Linked DNA regions of Homo sapiens: region 2 is linked to region 1. Evidence: read pairs that join two places in POLR2A ChIA-PET (ENCODE). Cell type or tissue: OCI-LY7. All regions are shown on one strand. Each heading gives the region's core, and the rest is flanking DNA. Links, peaks and the distances in the headings are about the cores only. Region 1 overlaps COPS4 (COP9 signalosome subunit 4). Region 2 has its middle 47 kb from the start of COQ2.

What was found. Peaks named below come from ENCODE experiments on the same cell type or tissue, not always from the same donor. Only the 100,000 strongest peaks of a DNase experiment are listed, where the experiment ranks them.
Region 2: POLR2A ChIA-PET joins it to region 1 with 5 read pairs; 3 of 35 experiments call an interaction of 5 or more read pairs at or near these places.

What each region holds. Positions count from the first base shown.
Region 1 is chr4:83,072,093-83,076,491 of GRCh38, reverse strand. COPS4 (COP9 signalosome subunit 4) reads right to left here. Exons shown (of 10, transcript NM_016129.3): 10 at 674-1,195. The coding sequence ends at 1,062. Among named protein-coding and RNA genes, the nearest start is that of COPS4, 39 kb to the right of the region's middle. In OCI-LY7, for the core only: a CTCF peak has its summit at 2,290 (motif pointing left); a DNase peak (open chromatin) is centred at 2,271.
Region 2 is chr4:83,235,936-83,240,334 of GRCh38, reverse strand. No RefSeq gene overlaps it. Among named protein-coding and RNA genes, the nearest start is that of COQ2, 47 kb to the left of the region's middle. In OCI-LY7, for the core only: no CTCF peak of the experiment used is centred there; a DNase peak (open chromatin) is centred at 2,564; H3K4me3 peaks cover 258 bases; H3K27ac peaks cover 704 bases.

The DNA of each region.
Region 1 (4,399 bases), core at 184-4,183:
AGGCTTTTAATATGAGGCTTTATATTAATTTGGATAGGAGCTGGGCTGTATTTGAGGTTTACTGTAGCTGTCATTGTTACCATTTTACTTTTTTATATATATTTATTTTTACCATTTAAGAAAATATCTAAATAATTACCATTTTAGTGTTCCTAGCAGTCACTGACCAGCAGCCTCTTCTCCCAGTAAGCTGATCCCAATTGTGATTCTCTGTATTTGCCTGTCTCTCCAGGGTTTTGAGTGGTGGTTTGTCCTATGACTTTAATTCTTCCATGGATCTAAGAAAAGCCATTGATATTCCAATCTGTACAGTTTTTTGTTTGTTTTTGCTGTGAGGAGGGATGTGATGACTTCCAAGCTCTTTACATGTTGGAGCTGATACTAAAAGTCACCTACATACTTTTTCAAGTCCTTTCCCCATGTTTTTCTATAAAGCTCAGCTAAAATAACCCTCTGTGGAGGCCTTCCCTGACTTCTCTCTCCTAACTGAAGAGCTACTCTCTGTGTGCTCTAGTAGCTGGAGCAAATACAAGTATTAAACTTACTGTCTCTTGGCTCTTTGACTCTTTGGATGCCTGGAGAACAGGCATTATGACTCATCTTTGTATTTCTAGCATAGGGCATAAATCAATGTCTGCTGAACCGAAGGAAAAGGGAACAAAATACTCTTCGCTAACTAAAAACAAAGTACTACTTTTATTTGGCTCATTTCTCCATTTATTAGAATAACCACATTTGGAGAGGCATGAAGCACTTAAGTTTTACATGACTACAAAGTTATCACAAATCTCAAACTTTTTAGCCACAGATATTTCACCTCTGTTTAAAGAAAAAGCTTTCAAAACATCTGAGTTAGCTTAATACACAGAGACCCTGAAATATATGGGAACTACATATTTTAAATGCTTGTACTTCCTGCTCTAATAATGTCTTCTTTAAACGGAATCCAGCATAAAAGGGATTGAAATGTATAAGGTCATGATGCAAATGCTTTGGAGATAGTGAAACTGATCTGCACAACATGGAAAAAGATGTCATGTGCACAGAAGTTCTGCAAGGATTCACTGAGCCATCTGGGCTTCCATGGCTTGTGCTGTCCATTCTGGTGCTGTTTGACTAATTTTCTCCAAAAGGTTATTCACTTGGAAACAAAGTGATTGGATCTGCTTATCCCACGTTGGCAGGGCTTCTCGTGCTAAGGGGAAAAAAAATGTACAAAATTAAAATTATTCCTTTGTATTCACAGCAACTGTGAGTTAAAAGATATATACTTTTTACATGCCTATTCTTGGAAGAGGCATGTTCCTTTTAAATACCTAAAAAACAGAAAAAAGCTATTCAAAAAAAATAAAAACAATAAATACTTTTCTTTTTTGAGATGGAGTCTTGCTCTGTCACTCAGGCTAGACTGCAGTGGCAGGATCTCGGCTCACTGCAACCTCCACCTCCTGAGTTCAAGCGATTCTCCTGACTCAGCCTCCCAAGCAGCTGAGATTACAGGCACCTGCCACCGTGACTAATTTCTGTATTTCTAGTAGAGATGGGGTTTCACCACCTTGGCCAGGCTGGTCTTGAACTCCTGACCTCATGATCCACCCGCCTTGGCCTGCCAAAGTGCTGGGATTACAGGCATGAGCCACCGCGTCCAGCCAATACTTCTATTAGCTTTTAAAAGTCTAAAACTCAGGCCAGGCATGGTGGCTCACGCCTGTAACCCCAGCATTTTGGGAGGCCGAGGCAGGCAGATCACCTGAGGTCAGGAGTTTGAGACCAGCCCGGCCAACATGGCAAAACCGTGTCTCTACTAAAAATACAAAGATTAAAGAATTAAAAAAAAAAAAAGAAAAGTAAAAATACAAAAATTAGCCGGGCGTGGTGGCGGGCGCCTGTAATACCAGCTACTCGGGAGGCTGAGACAGGAGAATCACTTGAACCCAGGAGGTAGAGGTTGCAGTGAGCCAAGATCGTACCACTGCACTCCAGCCTGGGCGACAAGAGTGAAACTCCATCTCCAAAAAAAAAAAAAAAAACCTCTAAAAAATCTTGGCTAATAAAACTAAGCTATTTAAACAGCAGTTAAGAAAAGTGTTTTTTCTTTTTTTAAATTTCTAGCATTTCAAAAGTACCCAAATTACTGGCACAAGGTATAAAACAAATACATACAGATGCATGTTATTACTACTACTAGTGAAAACGAAATAAAACCGACTAACCCAACAACCTCAACCACAACAAAAAAAGACTGAGGCTGTCTTTTCATCACCAAGGCTTGCAGATTCCTAAGACACTGCCACCTACTGGGGAAAGCAAGTCTGTTTACACATTCAAATCTGTACTTGACTGAAGGATAAATATCATACCATTTAAATCCCTCAAAAAAAGTCATCTTGAATCCACCAGGGTTTTCTCTTACCAACACTATATAGTTAGAAATAAAAAATTGAGAGGAATGTCCCATTCAAAACAGTACCAAAATTTACAAAAAAGGGCACATATTTAGTGAAAAAGCAACCTATAAAATCTTTTTTTTTTTTTGAGACGGAGTCTCACTCTGTCATCTGGGCTGGAGTGCAGTGGCGCGATATCAGCTCACTGCAACCTCCACCTCCCAGGTTCAAGGGATTCTCCTGCTTCAGCCTCCCAAGTAGCTGGGACTACAGGCATGCACCACTACGCCCAGCTAATTTTTGTATTTTTAGTAGAGACGGGGTTTCACCATGTTGGTTGGCCAGGATGGTCTCAATCTCTTGACCTCGTGATCCGCCCGCCTCAGCCTCCCAAAGTGCTGGGATTACAGGCGTGAGCCACTACGCCCAGCCGCAACCTATAAAATCTTAATAAAGGGCAAAAGATAACTTGAGTAGACACAAATCACATTCCCAGGTGGAAATATACAATAACATAAAAATATCAATCCTTCTCCTTTAATAAATAAATTTAAAGAAATCCCAAAGACAATCCCCCTTTTTTTTTCTATTTTGCTTTCTAACCAGGCCAAAATTATTAAAGTTAACATAAAAAAATTGGTGTTTGAGAATGGCCAAGATAATTCTGAAAATGAAAACCAGTGGTGGAATTGAGGTATATACATCCAATGAAATGCTATTCGGCTATAAAAATGAATGAAGCACTGATTACCTGCCATGACATGGATGAACCCTAAAGATACTATGCTGAGTGGAATCAGCCAAAAGGTCACATGTCACATATTGTATGATTCCATTTATATGAACTATCCAGACTAGGTAAATCCAGAGACAGAAGATGGATTGGTGGTTGCCAGAAGCTGGGGGAAGGAAGGAATGGAGAGTAACTGCTTAAAGGGCAAGGGCTTCCTTTGGAAAGATGAAAATGTCGTGAAACTAGACAGAGATAGAGGTTGTACAACATTGTAAATATACTACAGGCCATTGAATTGTTTACTTTAAAATGGCTACTGTTCTGTTAGGTGAATTTCCTTCTTTTTTTCTTTTATCCTGTAGAAATGGGGTCTCGTTATGTTGCCTAGGCTAGACTTGAACTCTTGAGCTCAAGCAATTCTTCCACCTCAACCTCCCAAAGCATTGGGGTCACAATCATAAGCCACTGTGCCCAGCCCATGTGAATTTCAATTTAACAAAAAAAAAGGAGTGGGAAGCAGGAGTTGCTTTACCAATACTAAAATTTATTATAAATTTGTTTATTACCATATTATTGCAGATCAGTGGAACCAGAGTACAGAAATAGATGCAAACATATATGTGGAACCTAATCAGATATGTCAAAGATCACAATTTAATCAGAAAGGATGTTTTATTTAATAAATGATACTTGGATAATTGGCTATTCACCTAGAAAAAAACAACTAGACCATAACCTAAAATTATCCACAAAAATGAACTGTAGATGGATTAAATTCCTAAATGTAAAATAATATTAGAAAAATTTAGGAAAACACTAGTTTTATTCCAAGGTAGAAGAGTCTTTCCTAATCAATACAGGAAATTCAAAAGCCATAAAATAAAACATTGACCTATTTGAGTGCAAAAAAATTTAAAAATGTGTTTATGTTATGTATTGTCTTCCAGAAGAAAACCTGACAGAATTCGGCCGGGTGCAGTGCAGTGGCTCATGCCTGTAATCCCAGCACTTTGGGAGGCTGAGGCAGGCTGATCACCTGAGGTTGGGAGTTCAAGACCAGGCTGACCAATATAGAGAAACCCTGTCTCTACTAAAAATACAAAATTAGCCGGGCATGGTGGTGCATGAGCGTGGTGGTGCGTGCCTGTAGTCCCAGCTACTTGGGAGGCTGAGGCAGGAGAATCGCTTGGACCCAGGAGGTGGAGGTTGTGGTCAACCGAGATTGAGCCATCGCACTCCAGCCTGGGCAACAAGAGCGAAAGAAACTCCATCTCAAAAA
Region 2 (4,399 bases), core at 253-4,252, 160 kb before region 1:
TATATGTTGATACCTGCACAAAATAGACCCTACGTGATAATAATCATCTCTATTTTGGTGCATAGTTTTCTGTATTTCCTGTGTGCATGTGTGTGTATGTGCACACACGTGTTTGCGTGTGTGCATGTGTATGTGAGTGTATGTGTGTGGTGTGAATGTTTTCAATATGCATCAAGGGCCTGGACAATGTGATATATGCGTGTTTGTTACTTTTAATCTAGAAATAGGAATTTAGCATTTGAAGTGCCCTAATCAGGAATATACTCTCCAGGATAGGTTTGAAATGTTTTTCTCAGGTCTCCACATTCCAGAGGACCTGTTACAAGTGGTTTGACTATTGCTATCTCAATGTACTAGTTGTTAATATACTTTTAAAATGATAGAAATAGTTTTCAGTTGGCAAAATGTGCGATGTTTAAAATATGTGGATTAGCCAGGCACAGTGGCATGTGTGTGTGATCCTTCTCAGGTGTCTGAGGTGGGAGGATTCCTTAAGCACAGGAGGTTTTTGTCTGTTTTTGATTTGTTTTTGTTTTGTAGAGAAGGTGTCTTGCTATGTTGTACAGGCTGGTCTCAAACTCCTGGCCTCAAGAGATCCTCGTGCCTTGGCCTCCCAAAACACTGGGATTATAGGAATGAACCACCATGGCCAGCCAAGCCCAGAAGTTTGAATCCTGCCTGGGCAACATAGCAAGACCCCATCTCTAAGAAAATAAAATAAACTTAAATTTAAAAAATAAAATGTGTGAGGCCGGGTGCGGTGGCTCACGCTTGTAATCCCAGCACTTTGGGAGGCTGAGGCAGGCAGATCACGGGGTCAGGAGATCGAGACCATCCTGGCTAACACGATGAAACCCCATCTCTACTAAAAATACAAAAAATTAGCCAGCATGGTGGCAGGCGCCTGTAGTCCCAGCTACTCGGGAGGCTGAGACAGGAGAATGGCGTGAACCCAGGAGGCAGAGGTTGCAACGAGCTGAGACCACGCCACTGCACTCCAGCCTGGGCGATAGAGCGAGACTCCGTTTCAAAATAAATAAATAAATAAAAATAAAATAAAATATTTGGATTAATTAGCAATACTGTAGAAGAATCTGTGTCCTTATATGTATAGAAGTGCATAAAATTTATGAGCCCAGCAGCCTATCTATATCTTTCAGAGTGGTCTTTGTGGCTCAGGCTCTGATTTGGACCTGAAGATTCTGCTACCTATTCTGAATAGTAAGTGAGCTTAACTTGGCTCTAGAATATTATTGCATCTGCCTTGATTAATTCTTTCCTGCAAGATACTTGGCAGTGTGCCAATGGTGGAGACAACCAGTTTTCTACCAAATAGTCCATTCTCCTCTTCTTCTTAGGTGCTTGGCTACACCACCCAATCCAGCTCACCTAACAGATAGCTGTATTCATGTGGCTAAGTTTCACCTGATGGCATGTGAGTAGAAGAATGTATACCTAGATTTCTGGGCCTACACCTTAAGAACATGAATATGCCTATTCTGAGTTCTTGTTCCCTTCTTGCCATTTGGTTGGCTAGAACTTTGCTATGCAGACAACAAAAGGCCCAGAGAGTAGTGCAGAATCACGTTGGAAGGAACCTGAGCCCCTGAGTGGCTCATGAAGCAGACCACCTGCCACCTTGGAACATTCACCTTGGACTGTTGCTTTAAACCACTGTATTATTATTACAGCAGCTTTTCCTTATCTCATCCGATACAGTGCCTAAGGGACTGAGCTGAGCTTGTAAGAAGAGCACGCCTGCTTGCTAATGATTACAGCGGTAGCAGAATTCCATCTAGGGCTGGATACCAAGGTAACATGCAAACATTTAGTGAGTCTGGGGGGAACAGCAACACAAAGCCCTACCCTACCTCTTACTTTTAGAGGCCTTCAACATCTCCCAGTAAGAATCTAACAGGTGTTTAAAAATGCAGATTTTGTTCACAGCTAATATTATACACTACAGTGAAAATGGAAAGCCTTTCTTCTAAGATCAGAACAACGCAGAGATGTCCATTCTTGCCACCTCTATTCAACATAGTATTGGAAATCCTAGCTACAGCAATTAGGCAAGAGAAAGAAATAAAAGACATTCCCCAAATAGGAAAGGGAGAAGTTAAATTACACCTGTTTGCCAATAACGTGTCCTTATATATAGAAAACCCCAGAGACTCCACCAAAAAACTGTTAAGATAAACAAATACAGTAAAGTTGTAGGATCCAAAATCAACACACAAAAATCAGTACACTGAAAACTATTTAAAAAATAATTAGAAAAATAGAAGACACAAATAAATGGAAAGATAGCTCATGCTCATGGACTGGAAGGATTAAAGTTGTTAAAACGTCCATATTACCCAAAGTGATCTATACAATGGAATACTATTCATCTACGTCTGGGTGCCTTAGACTGCAGAATTATCTGCCCAAACCACTTGGAGCCTATTTACAGGGCTAGTACATTCTCTTTCCTGATTAAGTCCTCCTAAGGGCAGACTGCACAGCTGGAGTACACAACCCTAATGGCTAAGGATGCCCAGGGGACACACATTTTATGAAGTGGGTGTGGTTAGAGCTTAGCTATGCAGCATCAGGTGTCCACACATGTGTCCACAAAGCCCTTTGTAGTGTAGGATGGGGCATAGGTAGAAATAAAAGAGGAAATGCCCTCAGACCAGGGATGGGCAGCCAGGGAGCCAGCTGTCTCCATAATCTGGAGACCCCAAGAAGTCTGAGAATTCTAAATAGGAACCTGCCCTTCCAGGTTATTATAAAAGTGTATTTGTCAAGATGTGAGGGTAGAACATATTTTATTTAACAGTTCGTTACAAATATTTAGACCTGGCCGGGCACGGTAGCTCACACCTGTAATCCCAGCACTTTGGGAGGCACCTTTGCCCTAAGGGCCTTCAGCAGAGGCATTTCCACCAATGAACAAGTCATCAGTGTTACCCTGCGTCCTACTTACCATCTTTCCCTCCAACTCCAGGCAAGCCTGTCTGCAATCTCCCAAATCTTATACATGTTGAACTATTGTGGCTGATGATGCCAGGGTAGGTAATCATGAGAGCAGCTAAAGGGAGACCATGGTGTTGCTAACTTAGCAGAAGCCTGGAGCTCAGAGCGAGTGCAGGGTAGCCAGAGTGGCACTGGGTGGGGAAGTGGGTGGAAATGCGGGATTGCTTTCTTGATTTCTTTTTAATTAGTTCATCCTGGTTATATAGAAACTACCAATTTTTGTATATTGGTTTTTGTATCCTTCAACTTTACTGGATTTACTTATCATTTGTAAGACTTTTTTGGTAGTCTTTAGGTTTTTCTAAGTATAAGATCATGTCATCTGTAAAGAGAGACACTTTCACTTCTTTTCCAACTTGGATTATGTCCTTATTTCTTCCTCTTTCCTAATCGATCAGGCTAGGACTTCCAGCACTATGTTGAATAAGAATAGTAAAGGTGAGCATCATTGTCTTATTCCAGTTCTTAGAGGAAAGGCTTTTAGCTTTTCCCCAGGTGGTATGATGTTAGCTGTGGGTTTGTCATATATGGCTTTTGTTATTTTGAGGTATGTTTCTTTTACGCCTAACTTGTTGAGACGTTTTATCATGAAGGATGTTAAATTTTATCAAATGCTTTTTCTGTGTTTATTGAGATGATCATATGGTTTTTGTCCTTCCTTTGGTTAATGTATCACATTTATTGATTTGCATATGTGGAACCATTTTTTGCATTCCTGGGATAAATCCCACTTGATCATGGTGTATTATATTTTTGATGGTTGTTAGATTTAGTTTGCTAGTATTTTGATGAGGATTTTTACATCTATGTTCCTGAGAGATATTTTTCTCTCATAGTTTTCTTTTTTTGTGTGTCCTTGTCTGGTTTTAGCATCAGGTAATGCTGGCCTTACAGAATGAGTTAGAAAGATTTCCCTCCTCTTTAATTTTTTGGAATGATTTGAGAAGAATTAGTGTTAGTTCTTTATAAGCTTGATAGAATTCAGCAATAAAGTGATCCAGTTCTGGGCCTTTCTTTGTGGGGAGAGTTTTTATTATGATGTAATCTCATTATTGGTCTGTTGAGGTTTTCTGTTTCTTCCTGGTTTAATCTTAGAAGGTAGTATGTTTCCTGGTATTTAATCAATTCCCTCTAGGTTTCCTAGTTTTTGAGCATATAGTTGTTCATAATTCTCGCTGATGACCTTTTGCATTTCTGGTGTCTGTTGTCATGTCTCCTTTTTCATTTCTGATTATGTTTATTTGGATCTTATCTCTTCTTGGTTATTCTAGCTAGCAGTTTATCAATTTTGTTTTTCTTTGCAAAGAACCAACTTTTTGTTTCATTGATCTTTTGTCTCTTTCATTATTTATCATTGCGGTTTGGTGGTTTTCTGTAGTGG